2 separate regions of the Homo sapiens genome follow, and region 2 is linked to region 1. A link is an interaction called in ENCODE POLR2A ChIA-PET data of the cell type or tissue named here. Cell type or tissue: OCI-LY7. All regions are shown on one strand. Each heading gives the region's core, and the rest is flanking DNA. Links, peaks and the distances in the headings are about the cores only. Region 1 overlaps REL (REL proto-oncogene, NF-kB subunit). Region 2 has its middle 10 kb from the start of PAPOLG.

Region 1 (15,372 bases), core at 3,611-8,610:
GTCTGGAACTCCCGACCTCAGGTGATCTGCCTGCCTCGGCCTCCCAAAGTGCTGGGATTACAGGTGTGAGACACCGTGCCTAGCCTCTGTCTTTTCATTTATAGTTAACTTATTATTATTATTATTTTGAGACAAGGTCTCGCTCTGTTACCCAGGCTGGAGTGCAGTGGCATGATCTCGGCCCATTGCAACCTTCACCTCCAGACTCAAGTGATCTTCAGCCTCAGCCTCCTGAGTAGCTGGGACTGCAGGCATGTACCACCATGCCCGGCTAATTTTTGTATTTTTTGTAGAGATGGGGTTTTGCTTGTTGCCGAGGGTGGTCTTGAACTCCTGGACTCAGGCAGTCTGTCCACCTTGGCCTCCCAAAGTGCTTGGGATTACAGGCGTGAGCTGCTGTGCCACGCCCATTTACAGTTAACATAAAAATGCCTGGATGTGAGAAAAATCAACTGGAAAACTCTAGAGTTATTATTTAGAAAGTGGCAGGTTATAGAATTAACATACAACAATAGTTCTAAGATAAAAATAGTCATGTAATACTTCATGATAGTGAGGCTACCAGAAGATGGGCCCATTCATCATGTTAGAATGTAAATTAATAAAGACGTCTGGTAGGCAATTTAACTACATGGCAAAAGCCTGAAAAATATTAATGCCTCTTGAGCCAGCTGTTCCACTTCTAGGAGTTTAGCCTCAGAAAATAATTAAGTGTGTTCAGACATTATGCTCTAATGCTGTTCATTGCAGTTCTCTTTGTAATGGCAAAAAGCTAGAAGCAATCCAAATAGTAAGCAAAGGGGATTAATTAAATAAACTGATACATTCATGCAATGTACTCCTGTACAGCCTTAAAAATCATATTGCCAATATGTCTATTGGTATGTAAATATAGTCACAATATATTAGATAAATAGGTTTTCTGTTTTTTGTTTTTTTTTTTCTTTTTGAGACAGTCTTGCTTTGTTGCCCAGGCTGCAGTGAAGTGGTGTGATTTCGGCTCACTGCAACCTCCACCTCCCTGGTTCAAGTGATTCTCCTGCCTCAGCCTCCCATGTTAGCTGATATTACAGGCATGTGCCACCATGCCCAGCTAATTTTTTGGTATTTAAACCATTAGAGACAGGGTTTCACCATGTTGGCTGGGCTGGTCTCGAATTCCTGACCTCAGGTGATCCACGTGCCTCAGCCTCCCAAAGTGCTGGGATTACAAGCGTGAGCCACGGCACCTGGCCAGATAAATAGGTTTTAAAACAATATGTAAAGAATAATTTTATTTTTGTTTAAGATAAATTTATACATATACATGATGTGTATATGTTAATACTAAGGTATTAATAGTAGTTGTCTGGGTGGGTAAGATTGTAGGGTTTTATGTTTTTCTTTTAACTTATATTTTATAATTCATTTTTGTAATGAACATGTATTGGCTTTTGGGGAAAAATGAACTAATGGCAACAGAAAAGAGATTAATAGTCTCCACATATATTAGTAATAACCATTTAGAAAAAAATACTTTAAATGCTCCTCTTACAATAATAACACAAAAGAAAATATCTAGTATTATACACACTTGGCAAATATTTGTCTATATTACTTGACCTCCCAACAACATTTTACACTGTGATCACTCCTTACTTGAAACATTTTTATTCCTTGCTTTCTGTGAAAACAAACTTCCATTTTACTTCCTGCTTTTCTGGCTGTTCTTTCTTAGTTACAGGCAGTTAAATTTTTGGACCACCTCACTTATTGTCCTAATAATGCTCTTTATGGCTGTTCCAACTCTCTCCCCAATTCAGGATCCCATTAAGGATTACACACTATAGGTAACATTATATTTAACATGAATAACATGAATAATATTTTCATGTTAACATGAAACATTTTGGGCAAGAAATCTATAGAAGTGATGCAGTATAACTCTAAAAATATCCCTTCAGTTTTTTACATTATTGGCGATATTATCTTGGCATTCTATTATAAAGAAGAACTTTCCCTTCCTCTCTTTCTCCATTTAAAAAGTATCACTGTAAACTCATGCATTCTTGTATTTAATATATTATAGTTATTCTGTTATTCTTTTGATTTTCAAATTGACCCAGATTTGACTAATGCAAGCCTCTTCAAACTGTCTCCTGTGTTTTTTTGATATGCCGTCATCTTTCTTTGAGCACTTTTTTACTTTCTGACAAAATGAAATGTTCAAGACTTGTGCTTTTCTTTTTTCTTTTTTTTTTTCCTTTTTTTTTGAGACAGAGCCTTGCTCTGTTGCCCAGGCTGGAGTGCGGTGGTGCGATCTCACCTCACTGCAACCTTCCCCTCCCAAGTTCATGCAATTTTTGTGCCTTGGCCTCCCAAGTAGCTGGAATTACAGGCGTGCACTACCACACCCAGGTAATTTTTGTATTTTTAGTAGATACGGGGTTTCATCATGTTGGCCAGGCTTGTCTCAAACTCGTGACCTCAGGTGATCCTCCTGCCTCAGCCTCCCGAAATGCTGAGATTACAGGCATGAGCCACCGTGCCTGGCCAACTTGTGCTTTGCTTGCCCCAGCCCTGAAGTCATCAGCTTTTTCCAGAGATTCTTGGTTCCTTCTGGTGGGGAATGGTAGTAAGTCTGATTGCCTTCTCAACATATTCCCTTAAATGTCTCAAAAGTACCTTAAGTAGCGGGGCACAGTGGCCCATGCCTGTAGTTACAGCTACTCAGGAGGCCAAAGCAGGAGGATTGCTTGAGCCCAGGAGTTTGAGTCCAGCCTGGGCAACAGAGCGAGATTGTATCTCTTTAAAAAAAAAAAAAAAAAAGCACTTCAAATAGAATATTCCCCAAACGTGATTTTACTGTGATCATATCTCTTTCCCCTCATAACTGGTCTTCTTCCAATGTGCCGTATGTTAGTGATTGCGATAAAAGACCTATAGGTGTCATCTCTGACATTCCTCATCCAGGTGTACACATTGAATCTACTAACAGTTACCTTCTCAACTGGTTTTGAATCTATCCACTTCACTCAGTGAAATTCATCACCGTCATACTACCACTATAGCCTAAACTGGGGCTGCTGGAATAACCTCCTGACTGGTCTTGCATTAACCATTTTGTACCTTTTCCAAACCCTCTATCTTTCCTCGCTTTAGCCAGTGTGATCTTTTAAAATACAAATGAAATTGTCTTTCCCTTGCTTAAAACATTTTAATGGGTTTATTTGGCTCTTGGAATAAAGACAGCATTCCTTCTATATAGCCTATAAGGCCCACATGACCCACCTTTATTTCTAGCCTTCTATTAAACTCTGCTTTCCTTAATTTTTATACTCCACTCACAATGCCTTCCTTTAGTTTCCTCTGTTTCCACTGCTCTTTTCTAGGGGTCTTTGTGTGGCCTGTTCCTTTTGCCTGGAAGTGTTTTTCTTCTGTTCCAGCATAGGCTCCCATAACATCATGTATACCTCCTTCATAAAACTTGTTATGATTGCAGTTTAGCATTTGTGTATGTGTGATTATTTAATGTATATCCACTTGACCAGAGACTACCAGACTTTTTCTGTAAAGTACTAGATAGTAAATGTTTGGGGTTTTGCAAGCTGTATGGTCTCTGTTGCTCAGCTCTGCTGTTGTAGCATGAAAGCAGCCATAGATAATATGTAAACATCAGTTTGGCTGTGTTCCAATAAAACTTTATTTGCAAAGACAGACAAGATGTTGGATTTGGTCCATGAGTTACAGTTTGCCAATCTTTCCACTAGACTGTAAGCTTCTTGAGGAAAGGGATTGTATATCCCCATTACTTTGCAGAGTTTTTGGTATATAGTACGAACCCCAAAGCTTGTTGAATGTCTGTGAATGAATGAATGAATAATTGATTCAAACAATCTCTTGATCCTTCATTTCAGAATTTCAAAAATTACCACCACCCCTAATATTCCGTGAATAGCAGTCAAATATGAGATTATTCAGATGAAACAAAATGAAGTAATATAAATGTATTAATATGAAGAATTCTATAAAATCTTTTACCAAAGAAAAAGAATCAAACCAAGAATCTTTCAAAGAAGTGGAAATACTTTTGAGGAAGAGGATTATAGTTGCAAGATTTCAAGAAAGGATTAAGAATTCAAGATTTAGCTGACCAAGCATAGTGGCTCATGCCTATAATCCGAGCACTTTGGGAGGCTGAGGCAGGTGGACTGCTTGAGTCCAGGAGCTTAAGACCAGCCTGGGCAACCTGGTGAAACCCTGGCTCTACAAAAATACAAAAATTAGCCAGGTAGGGTGTCATGTACCTGTAGTCCAGCTACTCAGGAGGCTGAGGTGGGAGGATCACCCGAGCCTGGGAGGCAGAGGTTGCAGTGAGCCGGTATGGTGCCACTGCATTCCAGCCTGGGTGGCAGAGTGAGATCATCTCAAAAAAAAATGTTTTTTAAGATTTATTTTTGTAGTTATTGGAGGCAGAGGAAGGAAATGTGAAAGATATTTTAGATGCTAGCAAAATTGTAGATGTGAAGAACATGAGCATAAGACAGCATGAGTATGGAGACAGGCAGACAAAGTAGCCTCCGGTTGCAAGTGCCATGTGAAGTTTGAACAATAGTAATGTTATTATAATTGAGTTTTGCTTCCTTATTCACGCCCACCCAATTTTACTGATGTCATGGTTTTTCCATGTGGGAACAAGTATGACTGGTGGTGGTGGGGGAGTTCCCCCCACCATCGTCTATGCTACACATATGCAAATTAGTAGTATTTGTAGCTATTGGGAAGTTTTTCATAAATGACATTTTGAAACTTGTTAAATATTGTTAGCATTAAACTTCTTTCTAATACAAAAACATTTTAGTAATTTTTTATGATGAATGGCTATAACTTTATATAATGTGGCACAAAACATATTCTACTGCTAATAACAGTGAATTCAGGGCTCAAAAAGCAAATCTCTGTGGAGCTAGGCAAGCAGCATAAATGAGTGGTGTGGATCAAGTGTAGGAGGACTAACAGGCACTGTAGCAAACTAAAGAGCCCTGAATAAATGGGGCTTAGTCCCTAGCCTGTTGTTTCTGTGCCAACCTAGTATTGCCAGGTCTTTAAAATGTACAAGAGAAGCCGGAAATCCAGATGTTCATATGCAATTACCTGATTTCTAAATGTAGATAACCTGTGCAGATTTTTAAAAATATAGGCAACACTTTTGTGAGCCTAGCAAAACATACCTGTGGGCTTCAACCTGTGAACATCTCTTTACAGCTTTTGCTTTACATTATCAAACAGACTTTATTGATTTGATTCTGAATTTGTTTGGGAGGCAAATTTTACCATTTAATATTGCTTTACTGTTAATCTATATTTTGGTATGTTTGACATAGGCATATTAGTAATTGTAAAACACTGTATGTTAAAATGATATAGTATATATTATTTTTCTTTTAACAGTTCTTAGAAGTACAACCCCACTTCTTTTTTTTTTTTTGAGGCAGAGTTTTGCTTTTGTTGCCCAGGCTGGAGTGCAATGGCGTGATCTCGGCTTACCGCAACCTCTGCCTCCCAGGCTCAAGTGATTCTCCTGCCTCAGCCTCCCGAGTAGCTGAGATTACAAGCATGTGCCACTATGCCTGGCTAATTTTGTATTTTTAGTAGAGACGGGGTTTCTCCATGTTGATCAGGCTGGTCTGGAACTCCTGACCTCAGGTGATCCACCTGCCTTGGCCTCCCAAAGTGCTGGGATTACAGGCACAAGCCACGCGCCCAGCCATATAATCCCACTTCTTACTCTCTCATCTTTATCAGAGCAATTGGAAGCACGTTCATGCTTTGGTATGTACAACTGACAGCATGATAACTTCAGTATTGCTATATGTTTGATTTTTGCAATATTCCTTGTGTTTATAATGCAGTTTTGAATATTGTTTTTTTCCTGCTAGTTTCCAAAATTTGGGTATTCGATGTGTGAAGAAAAAAGAAGTAAAAGAAGCTATTATTACAAGAATAAAGGCAGGAATCAATCCATTCAATGGTAAGTATGTTTGATAAAATCATTTCTATTTATTTGGGTGTTGATTTCTGTTTCTTTTTTCTTTCTCTTTTTTTTTTTTTTTTTTTTTTTGAGACGGAGTTTTGCTCTTGTCGCCAGGCTGGAGTGCAATGGCGCGATCTCAGCTCACTGCAACCTCCGCCTCCCAGGTTCAAGCAATTCTCCTGCCTCAGCCTCAGCCTCCGGAGTAGCTGGGATTATAGGCGCCCACCATCACACCCAGCTAATTTTTGTATTTTAAGTAGAGACGGGGTTTCACCATGTTAGCCAGGCTGGTCTCGAACTCCTGACATCAGGTGATCTACCCGCTTTGGCATCCCAAAGTGCTGGGATTACAGGCGTGAGCCATTGTGCCCAGCTATTTATATCTTCAACCTGTGTTTTAAGTTCTGTGTTTACTTTTCTACTTGTTGACATGTACCTGTATCTGAGGAATGACGTATACTATTTAAAATAGTTTCTTCACAGTTGTTGAAAAAAATCTTATGCACAGAGAGGTTTTTGGTATTGTTGGAGAGTGTCACTGTTTTATATAATAAAACTTCAAAATGTTGTGATCCTTTTGAACATGGCCTTCCTTATGCCACTTCCAGCAGACAACATACACTCCCCCCTTTTGAGTGTTAAATAGGCACTGTGTTTATAAGGTATTGGAGTGCATTTAGCTCAAGGGTAACACTTAATCCCAATGTGGAAGAAGAAGCATAGAAATAATAGAAATCACACAAAGTATTTTCATAGCATATTTGTGTATATGACTAGATATTTACTGTTCAGTGAATTTTATTGGGGATAGCATTTATTAAGTATTTATACTTATGGTACTATCTGCCTCATGCTGTAAGTATAAATGCTTAATACTCCCTGGCTAACTGTTACTTGTAAGCACTCTGTATTGTTTGAATAGATAAGTACTACCACACTAGATGCTGGCATCCTATACTTAGAGTAGCCTCCATTCTGAAGTCTTTGCAGCTACTTAAATATGCAGAAGTCAGGAATTAAATGACTGTAATATTTTCAAAGAATATATTTCTTGGTCATATTTGAGACATCCTTATACTGTTGGTTTGTATTTTTCCTGGATGTATAAAAATAATTTAAGAGATATGTTGATAATTTAAGGAATATATTCACAGGTAATTACTGTTTTATGAACCATAAGATCTGCATCTCTTTAGGTTTTATTTTTCACACTATTTAGTATAAAGCGGAAAGTAAAAGTCACCTTCTTCCCTTCCAGTCTTACCAGGGGAGACTGCTATTAAGTTTGATGTATATTTTTCTAGAATTTTCTTTATACATGTGTAGTTATATGTAGACATATATATTTTATAAAAAAGGAATCATGCTATATATCCTATTCTACTCCTTCATTTTTTTCCACTCAGGAATATACCTTAAACTTTCCATGTCAATACTTACAAATCTGTTTTTTTTTTTAACAGAATATTTTATTGTTTGGGTAGAACATAATTTGTTTATTTAGTCATCTTTTTTTTTTTTTTTTTTGAGGTAGTCTTGCTCTGTCGCCCAGGATGGAGTGCAGTGATGTGATCACAGATCACTGCGGCGTTGACATCCTGGGCTCAAGCGGTCATCCCACCTCAGCCTCCCAAGTTGTTGGTGCACCACCATGCCCATGCCCAGCTAGTTTTTGTATTTTTTGTAGAGACAGGGTCTCGCCATGTTGCCCAGGCTGGTCTCAAAACTCCTGAGCTCAGCAATCCACTTGCCTCGGCCTTCTAAAGTGCTGGGATTACAGGCATGAGCCACTGCACCCGGTCTATTTAGTCTTCTATTAATGAACATGTATGTTGTTTTCATTTTGTTTTAAAAGCTCCACTGAATATACACTGTGAGCTCTTGTGTGATTATTTCCCTAGGATAAATTTTTGGAAGTGGAAAATTTCTGGGTCAAGAGTATGCTCATTTAAAATTGTGATTCATTGCCAAATTAATAGGCCAGACTTTTAAAGAGGCAGGTAAGTCTAGATGCAATATAAAACAAGGAAATTATAAGTGATAGCTATCATTTATTAAGCACTTCTTGTATGTCAGGGAGTAAACGTTAGTGCTTTATGCACACTACTTTATTTAATCGTTGGAACAATTCTGCTTTATGGAAGAGAATGCCAAGACTTTTGTTATTTAACTGTCCCAAATCATGCTGCAAATATAAGTGGCAGACCTGGAATTCATATGCAGGTTCCTTGACTCCAGTGGTAAAGGCATTAAAAAGGAAGATGCTGTCTGTGGAATTTCTTTTTCTTAGTTTTGGCAGCTCAGAATCAGGCTTGTTTTTTGAGATGCCCGGGCTGGAGTGCAGTGATGTGATCACAGCTCACTGCAGCCTTGACCTCCCAGGCTCAGGTGATTCTCCCACCTCAGCCTCCTAAGTAGCTGGGATTACAGGTGTGCATCACCATGCCCAGCTAATTTTTTTTTTTGAGACAGAGTCTCACTCTGTCACCCAGGCTGGAGTGCAGTGTCACAATCTCGACTTGCTGCAACCCTCACCTCCTGGGTTCAAGCGATTCTCGTGCCTCAGCCTCTCGAGTAGTTGGAATTGTAGATGTATACTACGCCTGGCTAATTTTTGTATTTTTATTAGACACAGGGTTTCACCATGTCAGCCAGCCTGGTGTTGAACTCCCAACCTCAAGTGATCCTCCTGCCTCAGCCTCCCAAAGTGTTGGGATTACAGGTGTTAGCCACCACGCCTGGCCAGAGTTTCTGTATTTTTTGTAGAGATGGGTTTTGCCATATTCTCCAGGCTGATTTCAAACTCCTGGGGTCCAGTGATCCGCCTGCCTTGGCCTCCCAAAGTGCTGGGATTACAGGTGTGAGCCACTGGGCCCGACTCAGGCATGATATTAATAGTGAATTCTCATAATGGCAATTAAAATAGTTGTTGGTAGATAGTAAGTGCTTTATATATTTTATTTCATTTAATCCTTATAACAGCCTACGAAATAGGTACTATTAATAACTCAATTTTAAAAATAAGAAAATGGAAGCATAGAAAAGTGAACTCAGGCTTGTAATCCCAGCACTTTGGGAGGCCGAGGTGGGGGGATCACGAGATCAGGAGTTCGAGACCAGCCTGACCAACATGGTGAAACCTTGTCTCTACTAAAAACACAAAAAATTGGCTGGACGTGGTGGCACGCGCCTGTAGTCCCAGCTACTTGGGAGGCTGAAGCAGGAGATTCGCTTGAACCCAGGAGGTGGAGGTTGCAGTAAGCCAAGATTGCTCCACTGCACTCCAGCCTGGGCGACAGAACGAGACTCTGTCTCAATTAAAAAAAAAAAAAAAATTAGCCGGGCGTGGTGGCGCACACCTGTGATCCCAGCTACTCAGGAGGCTAAGGCAGGAGAATCGCTTGAACCCAGGAGGCGGAGGTTGTGGTGAGCCGAGATCACGCCATTGGACTCCAACCTGGGCAACAAGAGTGAAACTCCATCTCAAAAAAAATAATTAAAAAAAAAAAAAATCAAGTAGGCCAGGCACGGTGTCTTATGCCTGTAATCCCAGCACTTTGGGAGGCCAAGGTGGAGAGGATTGCTTGAGCCCAGGAGTTTGAGATCAGCCTGGGCAACATGGTAAAACCCCATCTCTACAAAAATTTTTTTTAATTAACCAGATGCAGGGGTGCACAACTGTGGTCTTAGCTACTCAGGAGGCCGAGGTAGGAAAATTGCTTCAGCCTGGGAGGTCAAGGCTGCAGTGAACGGTGTTCTCACTATTGCACTTCAGCCTGAGCGACGGAACAAGACCCCGTCTCTAAGTAAAGAAAAGGAAAGTAATTTGTTCAAGGTTATATAGCTGATGAGTGGTAGAGCTAGGATTTGAACATAGGGAGCCCCTGACTCTAAGGTCATGGTTTTAACAACTCTACCATGCCGCCTGGATGAATATTGATTTGGGGAAGGAACAATCCTGCCAGTTAATCCTTCCCACTATTTATGTTTCCTGTTGTTGTTTACTTGTTTTTTCTTTGTTTGTTTGTGATGGAGTCTCCCTCTGTCGCCCAGGCTGGAGTGCAGTGGCACGATCTCGGCTCACTGCAAGCTCCGCCTCCCGGGTTCACACCATTCTCCTGCCTCAGCCTCCCGAGTAGCTGGGACTATAGGCACCCGCCACCGCACCCGGCTAATTTTTTGTATTTTTAGTAGAGATGGGGTTTCATCGTGTTAGCCAGGATGGTCTCAATCTCCTGACCTTGTGATCCGCCCGCCTCAGCCTCCCAAAGTGCTGGGATTACAGGCATGAGCCACCACACCCAGCCTGTTTGCAAATTCATTCCTTCCCGAGCCTTTCAGCAGTGGTTCTCAATTTGAATGTGCATAGGAATATCTTAGTACTGTTAAAAATGTAGATTTCAGGCCACACTTCCACTAATTTGATAGGGCTGGTATGGGTCCTGGGAATCTACATTTTAAAAAATATTTTTAAAATAATAACTTATCCGAGTCACATGGCACCAAAGTGTGTTAGCAGCCAAAAGTATCTGTTCGGGTCTGCAGCAGCCCCAATTCTTGCCTCCTCAGGAGACAGAAGGAGAGACCGAGACAAGTTTTAGAGCAGGAGTGAAAGTTTATTAAAAAGCCTTAGAGCAGGAAGGAAAGGAAGAAAAATACACTTGGAAGAGGGCCAAGCAGGTGACTTGAAAGACAGGTGTGCTGGGAATCTGCATTTTAACAAACATCTAGATCAGTATTTCTTAACTCTTTCACCATGACCCACAGTAAGAAATAGATTTTGTTTTTGAGTTCAATATATATACATACACCACACCCTTAGGACAGCGATACCCTATGTATTAGTCCGTTTTCACTCTGCTGATAAAGACACACCTGAGACTGTGAAGAAAAAGAAGTTTAATTGGACTTACAGTTCCACATGGCTGGGGAGGCCTCAGAATCATGGCGGAGGTGAAAGGCACTTCTTAGATGGTGGCAGCAAGAGAAAATGAGGAAAATGCAAAAGCGGAAATCCCTGATAAAACCATCATATCTTGTGAGACTTATTCACTACCACGAGAGCAGTATGGGGGAAACCACCCCCATGATTCAAATTATCTCCCACTGGGTCCCTCCCACAACACATGAGAATTATGGGAGTACAATTCAAGATGAGATTTGGGTGGAGACACAGAGCCAAACCATATCGCCCCACTACATGCAGTGTACTCAATTCTATTCTGTACCTTTCCTTTCCCTTCTTTTTCTTTCTCTCTTGCATTGTTAGTGCTTACCCAGCCCACTAAATTAATTTTACAATCAGTGGTTCCCAAGCTACAATTTGAAAATCTCTATCTGAGATGATTCTGATGCAAGTGATCCACAGAGTATACTCTGAGAAACTTTGATCTGATCTACATGCTGAGTTCAGCTTCTCAAATATGGCCTTTAAAGCCCTTCATAATCTGGAAGCCTTCCTTTCCATTCTAGCTTTCATTCTGTACCTCAGCTTCCTACCCCTCCTTCCTCTACCACTGAGTGCACACATGCACTTACTTGTTTTTGCCGTTCTGAACTATCTGCACTGTTAGAAGAGCCATGTTCTTTCTTACCTCTGTGCTTTTATACATGCAGTTCCTTTGCATGAAATACCCTGATCTGCCTGGTGAATTTTTCTTACTCACCCTCCAAGTTTAAGGATCACATCGTCTTTAAAGCCTTCCCTGACCTTCTCTCTGTTTTCCCAAAGTACCTGTGTGTGTGTGTATATATATATGTGTGTGTATGTATGTGTGTGTGTGTGCGTGTGTGTATGTGTGTGTGTGTATATATATATATATATATATTTTTTTTTTTTTTTTCTTTTCCGAGACAGAGTTTCGCTCTTGTTGCCCAGGCTGGAGTGCAATGGTGCAATCTTGGCTTACCGCAACCTCCACCTCCCAGGTTCAAGCAATTCTCCTGCCTCAGCCTTCTGAGTAGCTGGGACTACAGGCACGCGCCACCATGCCCAGCTAATTTTTTTTGTATTTTTAGTAGAGATGGGGTTTCACCATGGCCAGGCTGGTCTTGAACTCCTGACCTCAGGTGATCCGCCCACCTTGGCCTCCCAGAGTACTGGGATTACAGGCGTGAGCCACCGCACCCAGCCAGTACCTGTACATATTTCTAATATGGTTTGCTATAACTTTGATTACATGTTTTTCCTACACTAAATCATGAAATTCTGGAGGATGAGGACTGTCTTCCTTGTATCTCTGGCACATGAAAGAAGCTTAATTAAAATGTGTTAAAAGGGCCAGGCACGGTGGCTCATGCCTGTAATCCCAGCCCTTGGGGAGGCCAAGATGGGTGGATCACTTGAGTCTAGTTCGAGACCAGCCTGGGCAATGTGGTGAAACCCCATCTCTACAAAAAATTGGCTGGGCATGGGTGCGTGCTGCAAGTCCCAGCCTGCTCCAGAGGCTGAGGTAGGAGGATCACTTGAGCCTATCAGGCTGGGTTGCAGTGAGCCCAGATTGTGCCACTGCACTTCAGCCTGGGTGACAGTGAGACCCCGTATCAAAAAAACAAACAAACTAAAACGGTTGAAAGAATAAATGGACGAACATGTCATATTTGTACTTTTCTTTTTTTTTTTTTTACGGAGTCTCGCTCTGTTGCCCAGGCTGGAGTGCAGTGGTGTGATCTCGGCTCACTGCAAGCTCTGTCTCCCAGGTTCACACCATTCTCCTGCCTCAGCCTCCCGAGTAGCTAGGACTACAGGTGCCCGCCACCATGCCCAGCTAATTTTTTTGTATTTTTTAGTAGAGACAGGGTTCCACCGTGTTAGCCAGGATGGCCTCGGTCTCCTGATCTCGTGTTCCGTCCACCTCGGCCTCCCAAAGTGCTGGGATTACAGGCTTGAGCCACCACGCCCCGCCTTATTTGTACTTTTCTACCAAAAATATCACAGTTGTTTTCCTTACCTGAGATGCCCTGAAAGCCTTCTCAGTTCTCTTAAGTCTGAGATAACATCTTCCTAATTATACGGTATACTCAGCAATTAATCATTGAAAGTTTTGTGTTATCTGTTAGATCATTTGATTCTTCAGGAATTTTCTTAAAATATTAATTTCATGCTACTTGTGGACAGGGTCTGTGATGGAATCTTGTTTCCATTTCACTTTGGCACCTAAACAATGTATTTGTTTTACTGTTATCTCTATCTTCTCAGCTAAGTGCCTTGAGCTATTGAGTTTCCTACCTGCACACAATAGATTCCCCAACTAGTGTGTTTTAAGGCCGGCCTTTATCTTTCTTGCCATTTGTTCTTTAAAACTAAGAAACAGTCTCTAGCAAACGGGGCATAAAGCAGTCTAATACTGTCAAATTTGAGGCTTCAAGTAAAGGATTATTCAAATTGTCTAATTGCCAAAGTCTAAATTGGGTGAGGAATTTAATTAGGGACTCCAATATCAGATTTTAACAGTGTTTACTTAGCTAGAACAAGAGTGGCAGTTAGACTTTGTAGAGGACTCTTAACTGCAAAAGCTGAAAAAAATTTGTAATTATATATCATTTTCTAGTTATGTACTTTGGTAATGAAATGTTAGGATTTCTAGTATGCGGCAGTTAAACTCCATAGAATATCTAAACTGTATATTAAATTTTGTGCAATAAAATTGATTTTGACAATAAAGAATTTGCAATTAAGTTTTATTAGGTAGTTTACTGTTTTCCCATGTAGAGAATCTTGAGTTGTTATGAGAGTAAAAGGCTGCTATACAGTTGAGTTTGGGAAAACTACATTACTTAGTAGTCTGAAAGGGAATACAGTTTAATAAGTAGTCTAACATAGATTCTTATCTCTAAAGTCTGGTCTAATACAAGAAAAAGCCTTTCCTTACAACTGAAAACTTAAAGTTTGAAAAAATGGCTCATGTGTACTTCATTGTCCTTTCTTTATTGCAGTCAGAGTTTTCGAAGCCTTTTTTTCATTACCCTAGGCAGAACTTGTGTACTTTCTTGCTTTCAGTATTCCTTGAGCATATTTCCATTATAAAGTTTTTCATGTTGTATTATATAATTTTAGTTTATGTATCTATTTCTCATCCAGATACTCATCTCACTAAGGTCAGGCATTGTCTTTTCAAATTTGTATCTAACACTTTACTATGGTAGCACATAATAGATACTCAATAAGTATGTTGAAAGGTTGAGTAAATTAATGATATACTTCTAGTATACTTCTAGCACCTTTACTGTTTGCCTGGCACATGAACACTTAAATGTCAACTTTTATTATTATACATAGGGGATACTTTATATACTTTTTAAGTAACAAAAATGTAAATTAATTATAACTAAATTTTATATTTTTCCTTAAGTGAGACTTAGTTCATTTTTTTTTTTTCTATTATTTGTAGAGACAGGGTCTCCGTATGTTGCCCAGGCTGGTCTTGAACTCCTGGGCTTAAGTGATCCTCCTGCCTCGGTTTCCAAAAGTGCTGAGATTACAGGCATGAGCCACCATGCCCGACTGAGACATAGTTCTTAAAATTGTTATTCCAGGCTGGGCGCAGTGGCTCACGCCTGTAATCCCAGCACTTTGGGAGGCCGAGATGGGCGGATCACGAGGTCAAGAGATACAGACCATCCTGGCCAACATAATGAAACCCTATCTCTACTAAAAATACAAAAATTAGCTGGGCATGGTGGCGTGCACCTCTAGTCCTAGCTACTTGGGAGGCTGAGGCAGGAGGAGAATCAGTTGAACCAGGAGGCGGGGGTTGCAGTCAGCTGAGATGGCGCCACTGCACTCCAGCCTGGCGACAGAGCAAGACTCCATCTCAAAAAAAATAAAATTATTATTCCATATGCTGTGTATTTTTGCCTTGTTATTTATTTTTATTTCAGTAGTGTTTGACAGTATTAGAATTTTAGAAATGTTACACTTCTAGAGCTAGTAGACATAATTGATTTTTAAAATTTAATTCCTGCTTATGAAAAATATAGCATGATAATATCTTCTTGGTTAAGAATGAAATTCTCATTACACACCTACTGATTTTAGGGTTAAAGGAGTGATATTTCTTTCTAAAGGTAGATTAAACATTTAACATAAAAAGGAAGGGGCTGGGCACGGTGGCTCACACCTGTAATCCCAGCACTTTGGGAGGCTGAGGTGCGCAGATCACGAGTTCAGGAGATCAAGACCATCCTGGCTAACAGGGTGAAACTCCGTCTCTACTAAAAATACAAAAAATTAGCCGGGCATGGTGGCGGGCGCCTGTAGTCCCAGCTACTCGGGAGGCTGAGACGGGAGAATGGCGTGAACCCGGGAGGCGGAGCTTGCAGGGAGCCAAGCTCACATCACTGCACTCCAGCCTGGGTGA
Region 2 (15,372 bases), core at 6,021-11,020, 150 kb before region 1:
GCGCCATTGCACTCCAGCCTGGGCAAACAACAGTGAAACTCCGTCTCAAAAAAAAAAAAAAAGACTAAATTGCAATTACCCCAAATGGTTTTTTTAAAACCTAACTACGATTTGGCCCAGGTTATGGTCAATTTTGGTAAATGTGTCTAGTTCCTTTTCCCAAACACTATGACTATGTAACAAATCACCCATAAAATTAATTGTTTTGAACAACAATCATCATTTTTACCTCTCACCGTTTCTATGTGTCAAGAATTCTAGAGCAGCTCAAGGGCAGTTCTGCTCAAGGTCTCTCATGAAATTGCAGACTGACTGGTTGGGGTTAGCTTATCTCAAAGGTTTCTTCACTTACATGCCTGGTGCCTATGCTGAGGAGACTCCAACAGCTAGGTACTGGAACACCTGCGGCTCCTCAGACATCCCCTTCTAACTCTGTGTGGTGTGTCCAGCAAGGCAGCTTGAAGGTAGTTAGATTTACGTAACAGCTCAGGGTTTCCCAAGGCAGGTACCCTAACAGAGAGGCAGGGAGAAGCTGTTTTATGACCTAATCTTTTATGACCTAATCTTAGAAGTCACATGGCATCATTCCACCAGATTTTTTTTGGTTGAGGTAGACACAAAAGGTTACTCAGGTTTAAGGGTAGGGAACATAGACCCATCTCTCATTGGAGAAATATCCAGTCACACTGTAAGGAGAACACGTGGAATCAGATACATACTGTCATGGCAATCTTAGAAAATGCAGCTTGCCGTAGCAGCATCCCACAAGTCCCACAAGCAGCCTGATAGTCATCTTTGCCATTAGACCCAGCTCTAGCTTTTGTGTTAGGTCACACATGTCCTTTTTTTCTCTGCCCCCAGCAGCATATTGCCCACTTCATTGCGTTTCATGCACAGCCACACTCTGGAGTCCCACAATCCTTGCTCTTAAAGACAAGGTTTTTCTTTGTTTCTTGTTTCTTTGGCTGGAGGGCAGCAGTGCAAACATGGCTCACTGCAGCCTCAACCTCTTGGGCACAAGTAATCCTCCCTCCTCAGCCCCACCAAGTAGCTGGGAGCACAGGCACGCGCCACCACCCCCAGCCGATTTTTGTATTTTTTGTAGAGATGGGGTTTCACCATGTTGCCTGTTGCAGGTGAGTGGCAACTATCTGAGACTGCTATCATGCGGGCGGCAAAGGAATTTACCAAGACAGTTGTTGGTAAAGAAAGGCAGATTTATTAGAGAAAGTATGAAAATACATTGCAACGGTGCAAGGGGCAGGTCAGCAAGAGAGGGGCAGACTGCAAGGAGACAAAGGCTTGCTGGGGATTTTATAGGATGGTACTGTCTGCTGACAAGGGCTTAGAGCAGTGCTGATAACACCAACGTTGCAATGAGCTAATTAATCTACAGGTGTCTTGTGATAAATTGGATATAGGAGGGCTACATATCCTGGACCATGAAGAAAGGCAGACCAACAGGTTATCTGCTTTCTCTTTCTGCTTTCTTTTGGTCTTGCCAGCCTGACTCTTTTTCCCTAGATAGGACTCCACATTGCCCAGGCTGGTCTCCAACTCCCGAGCTCAAGCAATCCTCCCCACTCAGCCTCCCAAATGCTGGTATTACAGGCAACAGCCCCCGTACCCGGCTTTTTTTTTTTTTAAGTCAGGGTCTCACTCTGTCACCCAGGCTGGAATGCAGTGGTGCAATCACTGCTTGCTGTAACTTTGACCTCCCCCAGCTCAGGCTGTCCTGCCTCAGCCTCCTGAGTAGCTGGGACCACAGGCACGCACCACCACATCTGGCTAATAGTTTATTTTTAGTAGAGACAAGGACTTACTATGTTGTCCAGGCTGGTCTCAAATTCCTGGGCTCAAGCGATCCTCCTGCCTCAGCCGCCCAAAGTGCTGAGGTTATAAGCCTGAGCCACCGCAGCTGGCCTAAAAGAAGTTCTTAAGCTTCTCTCAGATACCCTCCCTGGGATTTTGAAGGGTAAGGGAGAGCCCCTGTGGGCTTGAGAAATGAATGTCACACATCACCCAGGCTTGAGGTCCTGAGAAATGTCATTACACCCCTGGGACCTCTGAATGCATCTTCATGCCAAGGCATCAGGATGAAGTTCTTTCCTCAATGCCTTAAATATTTCTTCAGTGAGGACCTCCTGTCCCCAGGACTGTTTTAGGAGCTGGCAGCACAATGATAAAGAAAGAAGCCACTGTTCCAGAAGGAACTCACAGTGGAGAGAGGCGTCTATAAACTTGTGAGAGTATCATCCAGAGGCCATAGGGAACATTTAAAAATGTGAAGGCAAGAAGTATTGTGATCAGGTTTGCACTCCGGAAGTCCTCACTATGTGAAAGCAAAGCTAGCCTTGTCCCTTACTGCCGGGAGCAAGGCATAGTCAGCTGCAATTTGTGTACAAAATCTCCATTACAATGTATTAGACCTGAGGGGGATTTCTCTGATACGAGACCTCTTTGAGAGAGAATCATCCAGGCTAGGTTTGTTTCTGTATACACCAGGAAGCATACACTGAAGAAAACCTGCAACAGAATGGAGTTCGTTTTCCTCAGTTAGGAAAACAGGATGAGGAGTTGAAGTAGCAACAAACTCATCTTCTAATGAATTTACTTCAAATTCTTTTTCTTTTTTTTTTTTTTTTTTTTTTGAGACGGAGTTTCACTCTTGTTGCCCAGGCTGGAGTGCAATGGCGCAATCTCGGCTCACTGCAACCTCTGCCTCCCGGGTTCAAGTGATTCTCCTGCCTCAGCCTCCCGAGTAGCTGGGATTACAGGCATGTGCCACCAAGGCTGGATAATTTTTTGTATTTTTAGTAGAGATGGGGTTTCTCCATGTTGGTCAGGCTGGTCTCGAACTCCTGACCTCAGGTGATCCACCAGCCTCGGCCTCCCAAAGTGCTGGGATTACAGGTGTGAGCCACCATGCTCAGCCTACTTCAAATTCTTAATTAACTTTCACCATTCCAACAGACAAACTAATTTGATTCCCTAACTATGAGAAATGGCCATAGCAACATCCTTTGTAAAATGTTTAGAAAATGTCAGATTTCTTAAAAATGCAAGGAATAATCCAGTCCAGGTGGCACTTGCCTGTAATCTCACCTATCCTGGAGGCTGAAAAAGGAGAATCATTTGTGCAAGGCTCTTGTATGGATTCGAACCCTCAGAGGGCACCAACAAACACGAGGTGGTGTGGAGCAACACACTGTTTTAATGAGCACCTCAGTGCAGGTGGGCTGAGGCCTAATATGGCGTCAGCACCAAAAGAGGACGGGGCAGGGGTTTTATAGTCTCCTGTAATCAGGAAGTGTCTCAGTCTGAGGTAACTGCTACGCAGCACCCACACAGCCTCTCTCCCGTCTTCGGGGGTTCGTGTCTTTCGGCCAGCTCTCTTCCTGCTTCTGCTATCTTACTGACGCATGCTGCTGGCACAAGTGGCCTTGCGCCTTGGGACTGGGCCTGAAGAGGGAGGAGTTATTCATTCCCTTAAGCTTTCAGGGCCCGGAGAGAATCTTTCAATTTGAGGCCAGGAATTCGAGGCTGCAGTGAGCTATGATCATGCCTGTGAATAGCTACTGCACTCCCACCTGGGCAACATGGTAAGACCCTGTCTCCAAATAATAATAAATATAGGCCCGGCTCATGGCTCAAATCTGTAATCTCAGCACTTTGGGAGGCCAAAGTGGGTGGATCACTTGAGGTCAGGAGTTTGAGACCAGCCTGGTCAACATGGTGAAACCCTGTCTCTACTAAAAATACAAAAATTAGCTGGGTGTGGTGGTGCACACCTGTAATCCCAGCTACTCGGGAGGCTGAGGCAGGAGAATCGCTTGAACCTGGGAGGTGGAGGTTGCAGTGAGTCGAGATCACACCACTGCACTCCACCCTGGGCAACAGAGCGAGACTTTGTCTCAAAAGAAAAAAGAAAAGTCCTACAACAGTGCTTAAGCATTTTCACAGTAGGCCTTCCTGGAATCCAGAGCAACAGCAGTAATTCCTGGTAGGACTGTCTTTTCCTGCACCATAACCTACATTGGACATAGAAACTGTACACCTGATTGATTCAGGGAATCAAAGTAATAAAACTGCCAGTGACAATGCAGCCAAGTGATTAGAAGAAAGCTGGTTGAAAATTTAAACACCCTTTTTACTCATTAATCTCCAACCACTGAAGACAAACAAAAAGCAAAATTAACATGATTGTAAACTAAGCACTTGTGTCCTGTGGCTAGTGTTTTGGCCTGCTGAGAGAGAATGAGTTGATCAAAGCAAGTGAGTCCGCTAAGAACTGTGGGACCAGTGCTGCTTCGGGGAGTGCACAGCTAGGAACCATTAACCAGCATGTTTCAGGAATAGGTGAATACCGTAATTAATCTCGGCTTCAATTTGGAGGGAAGCAGAAAACCTACCTCCCTGTCCACTGAGTTTATACATTAATCCCCTGAGTTCTGGGGGAAAGTTTTAACATTGGAATAAAGACTTTTTCTGCCCTTCCTAATGTGTGGAGAACAAACGTTTGAGAAGGATGACTGAGTTCCTTAACTTCAGTAGTTAAGATGCCTCCTAGGAAAGCTGTGGATCGCTACCTTGTTTGGTTTGACGCATCTAAGCTCACAGAGCAAAGGCTCTTCCAATGAAGTTAGTGGGTTTTTTAATGCAAGAAAACAGGGAGCCTCACCTTACAAACATAAATCATGAAAATCCAGAGACTTGGAAGTTTTTCTGAGGGCAAACTCATCTAATCAATGGGCTCTTGAATTACTTAAAGCATATCCAGGACTTTACCGTTCTAGGTACAGGAAAATGAATAGATACCTGACTTTGCACCAAACTTTAAGAAAAAAAAAAAGCTACAAGTTGTACAAACATCTGCACCAGCCACGGAAATTTCATATTAGAAACACAGGAAGCTGGGCGTGGTGGCTCACACGCCTGTAATCCCAGCACTCTGGGAGGCCAAGGCAGGCGGATCACGAGGTCAGGAGATCGAGACCATCCAGGCCAACATAGTGAAACACTGTCTCTACTAAAAATACAAAAATTAGCTGGGCATGGTGATGCACACCTGTAGTCCCAGCTACTCGGGAGGCTGAGGCAGGAGAATTGCTTGAACCTGGGAGGCAGAAGTTGCAGTGAGCCGAGATCGCACCACTGCACTCCAGCCTGGGGACAGTGAGACTCCGACTCAAAAAAAAAAAAAAAAAACCCACAAAAAAACCCAGGAATTTATGCTAAATTAAACCATGCTGAATGAACTGGGTAACAAAATAAAAACCAAACCACGCAAGGGAATCTTTCCTCGGAGACAACAAATTATCAACGTAAACCAGAGATGCTACAAGGTGCCCTCTGACATCCATAACATGGAGTGGTAGAGGCCTGTCAGATCCCAGGGCCTGGGTTCGGCCTATGCTGAAGTCCGAGGGGAGTGGGTGGATGAGCAGAAAGAATACTCAGGGGGCAGTAGGCAGGTGAGAGATGATTTTATTCAGCGGCGGCTCTCATCAGCAGCTTTCTCACACTGTCTCTCTCACACTGTCCACCCTGTCTCAGCTACTTGAGCTGGCAGCTCCCACACACAGGTATGACCAGCTCTCCTTTGCCTTCAGGGTCAGCGGCTTAACTTGTTCTCTCCCTGGGCACGAGCAAGCTGAGCTATGTCCTGGCTCCCTCCTATCTGTCTACAAGACAGACAGCTTTGGCTCTCTCTTTCTCTCTCTCTCTCTTTCTCGGCCACGTCAAGCCATGTTGAGCCAAACTGGGCCCCAAAGCCCCTGTACAGCATTAGCAGGGCAATTACACCTTTTACAGACAATAGTAGCTCAGAGCCAAGTACGAACTTACACAAAGGTCATATAACAAGTGGAGGGCGTGCCAAACTTGCTGGGTCATCCAAGGCCTATCCTTGACCAAAGCACATCCATATACCTTACCGTCCACCCCCTAGGCCAAGAGAGACATAGGGTTTGGGCACACAGGCCCGGTACACAGGCTTGACACACATAAGCTTTGGGCACAGAGGCCCAATATACATACACAGGCTTGACACATCAGACTGTCATACAGGCCTTAGACAGAGGCTCTGGTCACACAGGCCTATTACATACATAAGCTTCAATAAATTGCCTATCATCACAGATTACCATAGCTGTCACCCTCTTGGAGATTATTCACACTGCCCTGAGTTTAGCTCATTAGCTACTCTGTCTACACCTGGTATCAAACCATATGGTGTTAGTACTAGGCTGGACTGCACCAGGAGTCCAGGCAGCAATAGCACCCCAGCTAGACTTAGCATTGTACCATGCCTATTAGGAATGGGAGGATGCCCTTACTAATGGTGAAGGCTCAGGATCAAGGAGTGCCTCAGGCCCCATGACCTTATCTTGCATCAGGACTACAGGTCCTAAGGCTTCTTGTAACTCTGCTGCTAAGGGACTTGTACTCAGCATATTCTGCTGTTCTAAGTAGGCAGCCCACTTCACTAAAGTAGATGTCTGTGTTGTCCCAGTCCAGGGGATCATTACCTATGAACACACCCATCCTGCTACCAGGTAAGTTGTCTGCACGACAACTGTAACCCATCCTGCTATGTTCTTATGAGCCTGAAGGGCAGCATATGCAGTCACTAACTGCTTCTTTATTAATGAACACCGGAGCTCAGCTAACAGCTAACAGCCCACTGGCGCTTCCAAGTGCTCCATGCATTGCTATAGACCCTATCCAAAACTATCTGTGGTTACATGTATATCTACATGAATGTGGTTACATGAATGGGCACCCTTGGTTTACTACCCAGAAAAGCTGTCTCAGCCTCATTATCCCATTCTCAGGCAAGAAGGGTGCTACTGCTTCTAAACCTGCAAGAAAATCAGAGGTTGGCATAACATTATTGATAGAATCATGACGCATGGTGGGGCTATACATATAGCCCTGCGGCAACACTGTAAAAGTCCATTGTTGCCCTCCCATGAAGGCATACTGTTCCTGGCTCTCGGTGGACTGTCCCAGTTCCATTGTCAAGTGGTCCATCAAGTCCGTGACAGACAGCACAGCTACTAACCTGTGCAAAACATCCACCCCAGAATGTCTTCGGGTATGGAACAGACATACACAGTGCCTAAGCAGAGAGCCAAGCGGCTGAAGCCAAGATGTAGAGATACAGGTTTCACTTTCACTGACCAGTCTTCATAGCCGTCAATAAATGTGGCTCTGCCCAGAAACTTACCCAGGTTCAGGGACCAGTGGATTGCCAAGTCCACAGGTAGCTCTGGTTGTCCAGTAACCCCTCAGCCATGCATCTTGGCCAGTCTCTTATCAAACAGAAAAGGCTTTACACTTCTGCCTGACTGCAGCAGGTACTCTCTAAACTGGAACGCTCAGGCAGGAGCGGGTTGCACATTGGGAAGAAGGAATGTCCTTCTCCTGAATGATTTGCACTAAATCTGTATATGACTGCCGACATTACTTGCCTCACCCCCACAACTCAGCAGGGGCACAGACACCACAGGAAATGTGCTTCACCACGGTAGTGGGGTGTGTCTCTCGGCCCACTCTTGGGGCCTAACAGCTGCTCATGCCATATTTCCTGGCAGACCACAGGGCTAGCCTGCCACAGAGGTTCTTCCTCCTTCCTGCATCCCACATGGACTGGGCATGCACTTCCTGCCGCACAGTCACAAATGCCCATCTGACTCTGCCGGTAAAGGCATGCTTCTTCTCAGTGCTGTGTAATTCCAGGTGCTTCAGCGCCTTCTCCACACTTGCAGGGGACCCATCCATTGCCTCCCATGTTTCCACTGGGGCTCATCCAAGCACCACTGCTGCCACCCAGTTCCACAGCCCATGCCACGGCCACATAGCCAACTCAGGAGCCCTCAGGGGCTGAAGACCCACTCATCTCATCCCATACTTGTCAATTTTCAGATCCTGGGGTCCGGGCCCAGCCCATACTGAAGTCCGAGGGGAATGGATGGATGAGCAGAAATACTCAGGGGGCCGTAGGCAGGTGAGAGATTATTTTATTCAGCAGTAGCTGTCATCGACAGCTTTCTCACGCTGTCTCTCTCACACTGTCCACCCTGTCTCAGCTGCTTGAGTTGGCAGCTTCCACACACAGCTGTGTGGCCGGCTCTCCTTTGCCTTCAGGGCAACAGCTTGTTCTCTCTCTCGGCACAAGCAAGCAGAGCTGTATCCTGGCTCCCTCCTGTCTGTCTGCAAGACGGACACCTTTGGCTGTCTCTCTCTTTCTCTGGGCCCCAGAGCACCTGCCATGTCAAGCCATGTTGAGCCAAGCCGAGCCCTAAGGGCTCCTATACAGCATTAGCAGGGCAATTATATCTTTTACAGACAACAGTGGCTCAGAGCTAAGTATGAATTTACACAAACAGGTTATACAATAAGTGGAGGTGTGTGCCTGCACACCAAACTCAACTGAGTCAAGTGGGCCGGACGTCTGCCTCAGCCTATCCTTGACCAAAGAACATTTATATACCTTACACTCTACCCCCCTGTCACAGGGGGCTAAAAGAAAAGTTTGTTGACAGTCCTTTTAGGAATTGCAACACTTGGATGTCCTTTCCTCTTCTGACACCCTTAGTGGTGGTTCTGAGGTCTCAACGAGGCACAAATTAGCCATCTAAGTATAAAACCTTAAAGGAGAGAGTCCTTTTCCTAGCAATCCTACTCACATTAGAAACATGGCTTCAGCTATCACTCTACCTTCCCCATTCTACTCTGCTCCTCCCTCACAATTTTATAAGAATTCTACTACATTTCTGAGATTTCACTACTGCCAGCTTTATTCTTTTTTATTTTATCTGGATCTGATGTCCTACCATTAAAATTTTTATTGGGAGTCCAGGTGCAGTGGCTCATGGCTGTAATCCCAGCACTTTGGGAGGCTGAGGCAGGTGGATCACTTGAGCCCAAGAGTTAGAGACCAGCATGGGCAACATAGGGAGATCTCATCTCTACAAAAACTAAAAAACTAAAAATAAATAAAAAAAATTAGCCTGGCATGGTTGCACATGTGTGGTCCCAGCTACCCTTGGAGGCTGAGGTGGGAGGATTACTTGAGCCACGGAGGCAGAGGTTGCAGTAAGCCATAATCACACCACTGCACTCCAGGAAGACCTTGTCTCAAAAAGAAAAATTGGTTGGGGATCCACATCAATTTCTGACAACATCCAGCTCAGCTCCTATTTGTTCAAAATCGACCAAGTAAGACCAGACATGAATCCTCTTGGAGCCCATTTAACAATATGTATTTTTCATTTTATTTGGGTTGTTCAAAGTGAGTAGGGATTCCCTTCATGGTTGCCACCCATTGTGCAACAGGGCTTGGGATGAATTTCACATGGTCATTCAGCTTGAGTTAAGGAACAGGCTTTAATGGAGAAACATACAAGCCAAGGGTCACCAAGAGAGGACATAGTCGCAGACTCTCCCATCATCCCAGAGGGTTGCTAAGGCTATGTGCTATATGTGTTCCAATGGAAGGATGTGTGCCCCCTGAGATGACACCCTCTTAAAATGTGTCAGAATGTGGACACAGAGACTATTTAGAGCCAGCGTGGCTGAGTTTAGCTGCCAGCTGTTTAGTTGTCTGGGAAAGCCAGCAACCCAGCAGAAAGCCATCCTGGGAGAAGCTAAGTGCAGGCTCCCTCCTGTTGATAGAAGGGGAGACCTTAGCCCCACCTGGCACAACATGCAGGCAACCCTAGCACTAGCTCCCAAGATTGTTTTTGGAGGATCCTACTGTCAAGTAGGATCACCACGCTTTTCTATTCATTCTTTAAAAAGTGCTCACAGCCCACCATATTGACCTGCTAATGACCAGTGCAAGCAATACCATGCTACAATAATCTGCCGAAAAAAAGAAATTCTCCAAGTCAATGAAAGAGTCCAGAGATGAAAAAGTTTCAATGGAGTAATTGTATAACATTCAGACACATCAGAATATTTATTAAGTTAGTGAGGGAGAAGGCAAGGTAGACATAGTCTATCAGTTGGGGCAAAAGATGGAGAAATGATGAGATAAAGGCAGATATAAGAGAGAAAATAATAGTTGAATTCATTCAATGAATATTTATTGAGCAGCTGTGCTAAGTTCTGAGGATGACCCAGTGTACAAGACTGAGATGGTCCCTGTCCTACAGACAAGTAAACAACCCAGTAGATAGTTACAAAAGTTAAGATAATTTTTTTTTTTTTTTGAGATGCAGTTTCACTCTTGTTGCCCAAGCTGGAGTACAATGGCATGATCTCGGTTCACTGCAACCTCTGCGTCCCCGGTTCAAGCAATTCTTCTGCCTCAGCCTCCCAAGTAGCTGGGATTACAGGCATGAGCCACCATGCCTGGCTAATTTTGTATTTTTAGTAGAGATGAGGTTTTACCATGTTGATCAGGCTGGTCTCGAACTCCTGTCCTCAGGTGATCCCCCTACCTTGGCCTCCCAAAGTGCTGGGATTACAGGTGTGAACCACCACGCCCAGCCAAGATAATAATTTTTAAAGATTTTTCTCCATGAATTACTTGTACTAACATTTTAACATTCTTCCATGTTGCAATTCTGTTTATCTGAATGAACTTTTAAAAAATAAAAGAGCCAATGAATGGAATAGAAGCAGTAATACTTTTTATAGCAGAACAACAACAAAAAAGAATGTATCTAATCTTTAAAAAAATACTCAGAAAAAAAGAATGTTTAGCTTGTTCTGTACACATTTCTAGGAAAAAGGCCTAATTTGGAGGAATTTTTAAACTTCAAAAATAAGAATTTCACTGGGCACACTGGCTAATGCCTGTAACCCCAGCATTTCAGGAGGCTGAGGTGGGAGAATCACTTGAGGCCAGGAATTCAAAACTAGCCTGGGCAGCATGGCAAGACCGGTCCCTACTAAAAATGAAAAAAAAAAAAATTAACCAGGCATGGTGGTGTGCACCTATAGTCTTAGCTACTCTGGAGGCTGAGTCAGGAGAATCTGAGGCAAGAAGATCGCTTGAGTCCCAGTTGTTAAGGCTGCAGTGAGCCATGATCATGCCACTGCACTCCAGCCTGGCCAGCAAAGCAAGACCCTGTCTCAAAAAAGGAAGAATCTTTACAATGTCTAAGATACAACAGCTAATAATAAAACATCTATCAAGCTCTGAAGAAAATGTTATCATGTAGTAGAAGGGCATTTTCAAATAAGCCAGAAGAAAATGTATCCCTTTTCTGAATAAGCTGCCATTCTAGAGCAGGAAATGATCAAAAGAAAAAATTCAAGAATAGGAAAGTTGTAGCTGGAAGAGATTGGCAGTGAGCACTGAAAACAGTTCATCTGTAGAGATGAGTGTTGATAATTAGTTATATATACATATACATAGTTATACCAATAGGAAAATGGACAAAATATATGAATAGGCAATCCACAGAGTAAGAAATATAAATGGCTGGTAAAATATGAAAGATATTCACCACTGGTAAAATATGAAAGATGCTCACCTTTCACCACTGATGAGGGATCTGCAAGTTAAAATCACAAAGAAATAGCATTCTCCAACCTGTCAGATTGATTTTTTAAATTTTTAAAAACTACTGGCTGGGCTCCGTGGCTCACACCTGTAATCCCAACACTTTGGGAGACTGAGGCAAGCAGATCACCTGAGGTCAGGAGTTCAAGACCAACCTGGCTAACATGGAGAAACCCCATTTCTACTAAAAATACAAAAATTAGCTGGGCATGGTGGCAGGCGCCTGTAATCCCAGCTACTTGGGAGGCTGAGGTGGAAGAATCGCTTGAACCTGGAAGGTGGAGGTTGCAGTGAGCCAAGATCATGCCACTACACTCCAGCCTGGGCGACAGAGTGAGACTCTACCTCAAAGAAAAAAAAAAATTAATAGAACCAGCCGCTTGACAGAGGCATTTATTGGCCAAAGTTGGGACGATTTTAGCATCAAAAGAACAATGCCTGTAACAAATTGAAACACACTGACTATATAAAAATCCATGAGTCGGGCCAGGTGCGATGACTCACACCTGTAATCCCCCAGCACTTTGGGAGGCAGAGGTGGGCAGATCACTTGAGGTCAGGAGTTTGAGACCAGTGTGGCCAATATGGCAAAAACCTATCTCTACTAAAAATACAAACTTAGCCAGGCATGTTGACACATGCCTGTACTCCCAGCTACTCAGGAGACTGAGGAGGGAGAATCACTTGAACCTGGGAGGCGGAGGTTGCAGTGAGCCGAGATTGTGCCATTGCACTCCAGCCTGGGCAACAGAGCTAGACTCTGTCTCAAATAAATAAATAAATATCCCTGTGTCCATAGAATACTTAAAAATTAAAAAAAGAGGAGGAGGAGTAAAACAAGCAAGCAAATAAACGAAAACTTTTCTACAGGTGGCCATTCCACCAAGTTCTTATCTGAAAGGGGAAAGAATTAGGTTATTTGCAGTAACCTATTGCGGAGTAGCCTAATAGCGCAGTTGATGAGCAAGAGCCCTTCTTTCCTGAAAAAGGCTAGCTATCAATGTAGACAGAATTGAAAAAAAAAAAAACACAATTTGCAATCCCTAGGGAAATAATTAATTAAGCCACGAATTGTCAATGGATGCTGAAACAATTAGGTGAAAGGTTGGGGAGCTGTATATTTATCTGGTGCTAAAGTTATCACCCTGCAGTTTACTAAGGAGTTCTAAGATGATTGTCACCACACAGACCCAGTGATCAATCTTAATATCATTAATAATGGGATAAACAGAGCTTCACTATGTGCCTTCCAGTATGATGCAGTATTTAGCCTGAATCTAATCAAGCCTTTAGATCCAACTTCCATTAATAGAAAATACTGAGGTTATTGTTAAATGACACCACAAGGAAACAACCAGAAACATCTAGAAGTTGGAACATTCTAAGGAAATACTAGTCTACTCTCTACAAATCAATGTCACAGGAAAAATAAAAAGCTAGGGAGAAAGTCTGTTCTAGATTAAAATATATTTCAGGATGTTGATAATGGAGGAGGCTATGCATGTCTTGGGGGAGGCAGCACATGGGAAATACTTGTTTTTTTCTCAATTTTGCTATGAACCTAAAACTGCTCTTAAAAAATAAAGCCCCTTTTTTTTTTTTTTTTTTCTGAGACAGTCTCGCTCTGTCGCCCAGGCTGGAGTGCAGTGGTACAGTGGTGCGATCTCAGCTCACTGCAACCTCCACCTCTCGAGCTCAAGCAATTCTCCTGCCTCAGCCTCCCAAGTAGCTGGGATTACAGGCACCTGCCACCACGCCCAGCTAATTAAAAAATACTTTTAAGGAAAAAAAAGCCATTTCAGAGACCCAACAACCAAATGCAATCATACTTCTTGATTGGATCACACTATAAACAAGCTTGGTGCAAAAGATATTTGGGCAACAAGTGGAAATACTTGAGTGTATTAATATTATTATGGTTGTACAGGAAAGTGTTCTCATTAGATATGCATATCAAAATATTTAGGAGTAAAATTTTATGTGTTTACTTAAAAAGATTTCACTGAAAAATGTGTGAAACATGACCAAATGCTAAAAAAATTCTACATGATGGGTATATGGTGTTAATTATATTATTCTCTCTACTTTTTCTGTATATTTATAGTTTTTTTATAAGCATAAAAACTTTTTTTTTAAATAGAGTTGTGGTTTTGCAGTTGTCCAGGCTGGTCTCAACTCCTGAGCTTAAGGGATCCTCCTGCCTTAGTCTCCTAAAGTACTGGGATTGCAACCATAAGCCACCACAACCAGCCAAATTAAAAAGTTGTTTTTTGGGTTTTTTTGTTTGTTTGTTTTTGAGACGAAGTTTCACTCTTGTTGCCCTGGCTGGAATGCGATGGCGAGATCTCGGCTCACCGCAACCTCCGCCTCCTGGGTTCAAGCCATTCTCCAGCCTCGGCCTCCAGAGTAGCTGAGATTACAGGCACCCACCACCACACCCAGCTAATTTTTTTGTATTTTTAGTAGAGACGGGGTTTCACCATGTTGGCCAGGCTGGTCTCGAACTCCTGACCTCAAGTGATCAACCCACCTCGGCCTCCCAAAGTGCTGGGATTGCAGGTGTGAGCCACTGTACCTGGCCAAAAGTTGCTTTTATGGTTGGTTTTTTGTTTTTTGTTTTGTTTTGGTTTGGTTTTTTTTTTGAGACAGTATCCCTCTGTTACCCAGGCTGGAGTGTACTGGCTCACTGCAACTTCCACTTCCGGGTTCACTCAATTCTTGTGCCTCAGCCTCCCAACTGGCTGGGATTACAGACGTGCACTACCATGACCAGCTAATTTTTGTATTTTTAGTAGAGGTCAGGTTTCACCCTGTTGGCCAGGATGGTCTGGAACTCCTGGCCTCAAGTGATTCACGCGCTTCAGCCTCTCAAAATGCTGGGATTACAGGCCGGAGCCACCACGTGGAGCCACCATATCCAGCCATAAAAAAAAAAAAAAAAAGATATTTGGCCAGGTGCAGTGGCTCATGCGTGTAATCCTAGCACTTTGGGAGGCCAAGGAGGGTGGATCACATGAGGTCAGGAGTTTGAGACCAGCCTGGTCAACATGGCAAAACCCCGTCTCTACTAAAAATACAAAAACTTAGCCCAGCGTGGCAGTGGGCACCTGTAATCCCAGCTAGTCGGGAGGCTAAGGCAGGAGAATCGCTTGAACCCAGGGGACGGAGGTTGCAATGAGCCAAGATCGCGCCATTGCACTCCAGCCTGGGCAACAAGAACGAAACTCTGTCTCAAAATAATAATAATAATAATAATAATACCCAGTATTTGTGAATGTTTGAGAAAACAGATCATCACATACATATTGGAGCATATACTGGTATAAACTTCTAAGAGGACAATTTCAAGTATATAAATTTTATTTTACAATATACATGTCAGCGGGGCGAGGTAGCTCGCGCCTGTAATCCCAGCACTTTAAGAGGCCTAGGCGGATACATCACTTGAGGAAAGGAGTTTGAGACCAACCTAGCTAACATGGTGAAACTCCATCTCTACTAAAAATACAAAAATTAGCCAGGTATGGTAGCGCGCACCTGTAATCCCAGCCACTGGGGAGGCTGAGGCAGGAGAATGGCTTCAACCCAGGAGATGGACATTGCAGTGAGCCAAGATCACAGCACTGCACTCCAGCTTGGGCAACAGAGGGAGAGTCTGTCTCAAAAATAAAATACAGGCCGGGCACGGTGGCTCACGCCTGTAATCTCAGCACTTTGGGAGGCCGAGGCAGGCGGATCACCTGAGGTCAGGAGTTCAAGACCAGCCTGGCCAACATGGCAAAATGCTGTCTCTACTAAAAATACAAAAATTAGCTGGGCATAGTGGCGGGCACCTGTAAACCCAGCTACTC

Evidence for each region. ChIA-PET counts read pairs that join two places held together with the same protein. Peaks named below come from ENCODE experiments on the same cell type or tissue, not always from the same donor. Only the 100,000 strongest peaks of a DNase experiment are listed, where the experiment ranks them.
Region 2: POLR2A ChIA-PET joins it to region 1 with 9 read pairs; 4 of 35 experiments call an interaction of 5 or more read pairs at or near these places.

Annotation. Positions count from the first base shown.
Region 1 is chr2:60,895,074-60,910,445 of GRCh38, forward strand. It overlaps REL (REL proto-oncogene, NF-kB subunit), which reads left to right. Exons shown (of 10, transcript NM_001291746.2): 4 at 5,919-6,010. Among named protein-coding and RNA genes, the nearest start is that of REL, 21 kb to the left of the region's middle. RefSeq lists a silencer at 13,041-13,335. In OCI-LY7, for the core only: no CTCF peak of the experiment used is centred there; no DNase peak of the experiment used is centred there; H3K27ac peaks cover 733 bases.
Region 2 is chr2:60,738,376-60,753,747 of GRCh38, forward strand. No RefSeq gene overlaps it. Among named protein-coding and RNA genes, the nearest start is that of PAPOLG, 10 kb to the right of the region's middle. RefSeq lists an enhancer at 3,787-4,750. In OCI-LY7, for the core only: no CTCF peak of the experiment used is centred there; no DNase peak of the experiment used is centred there.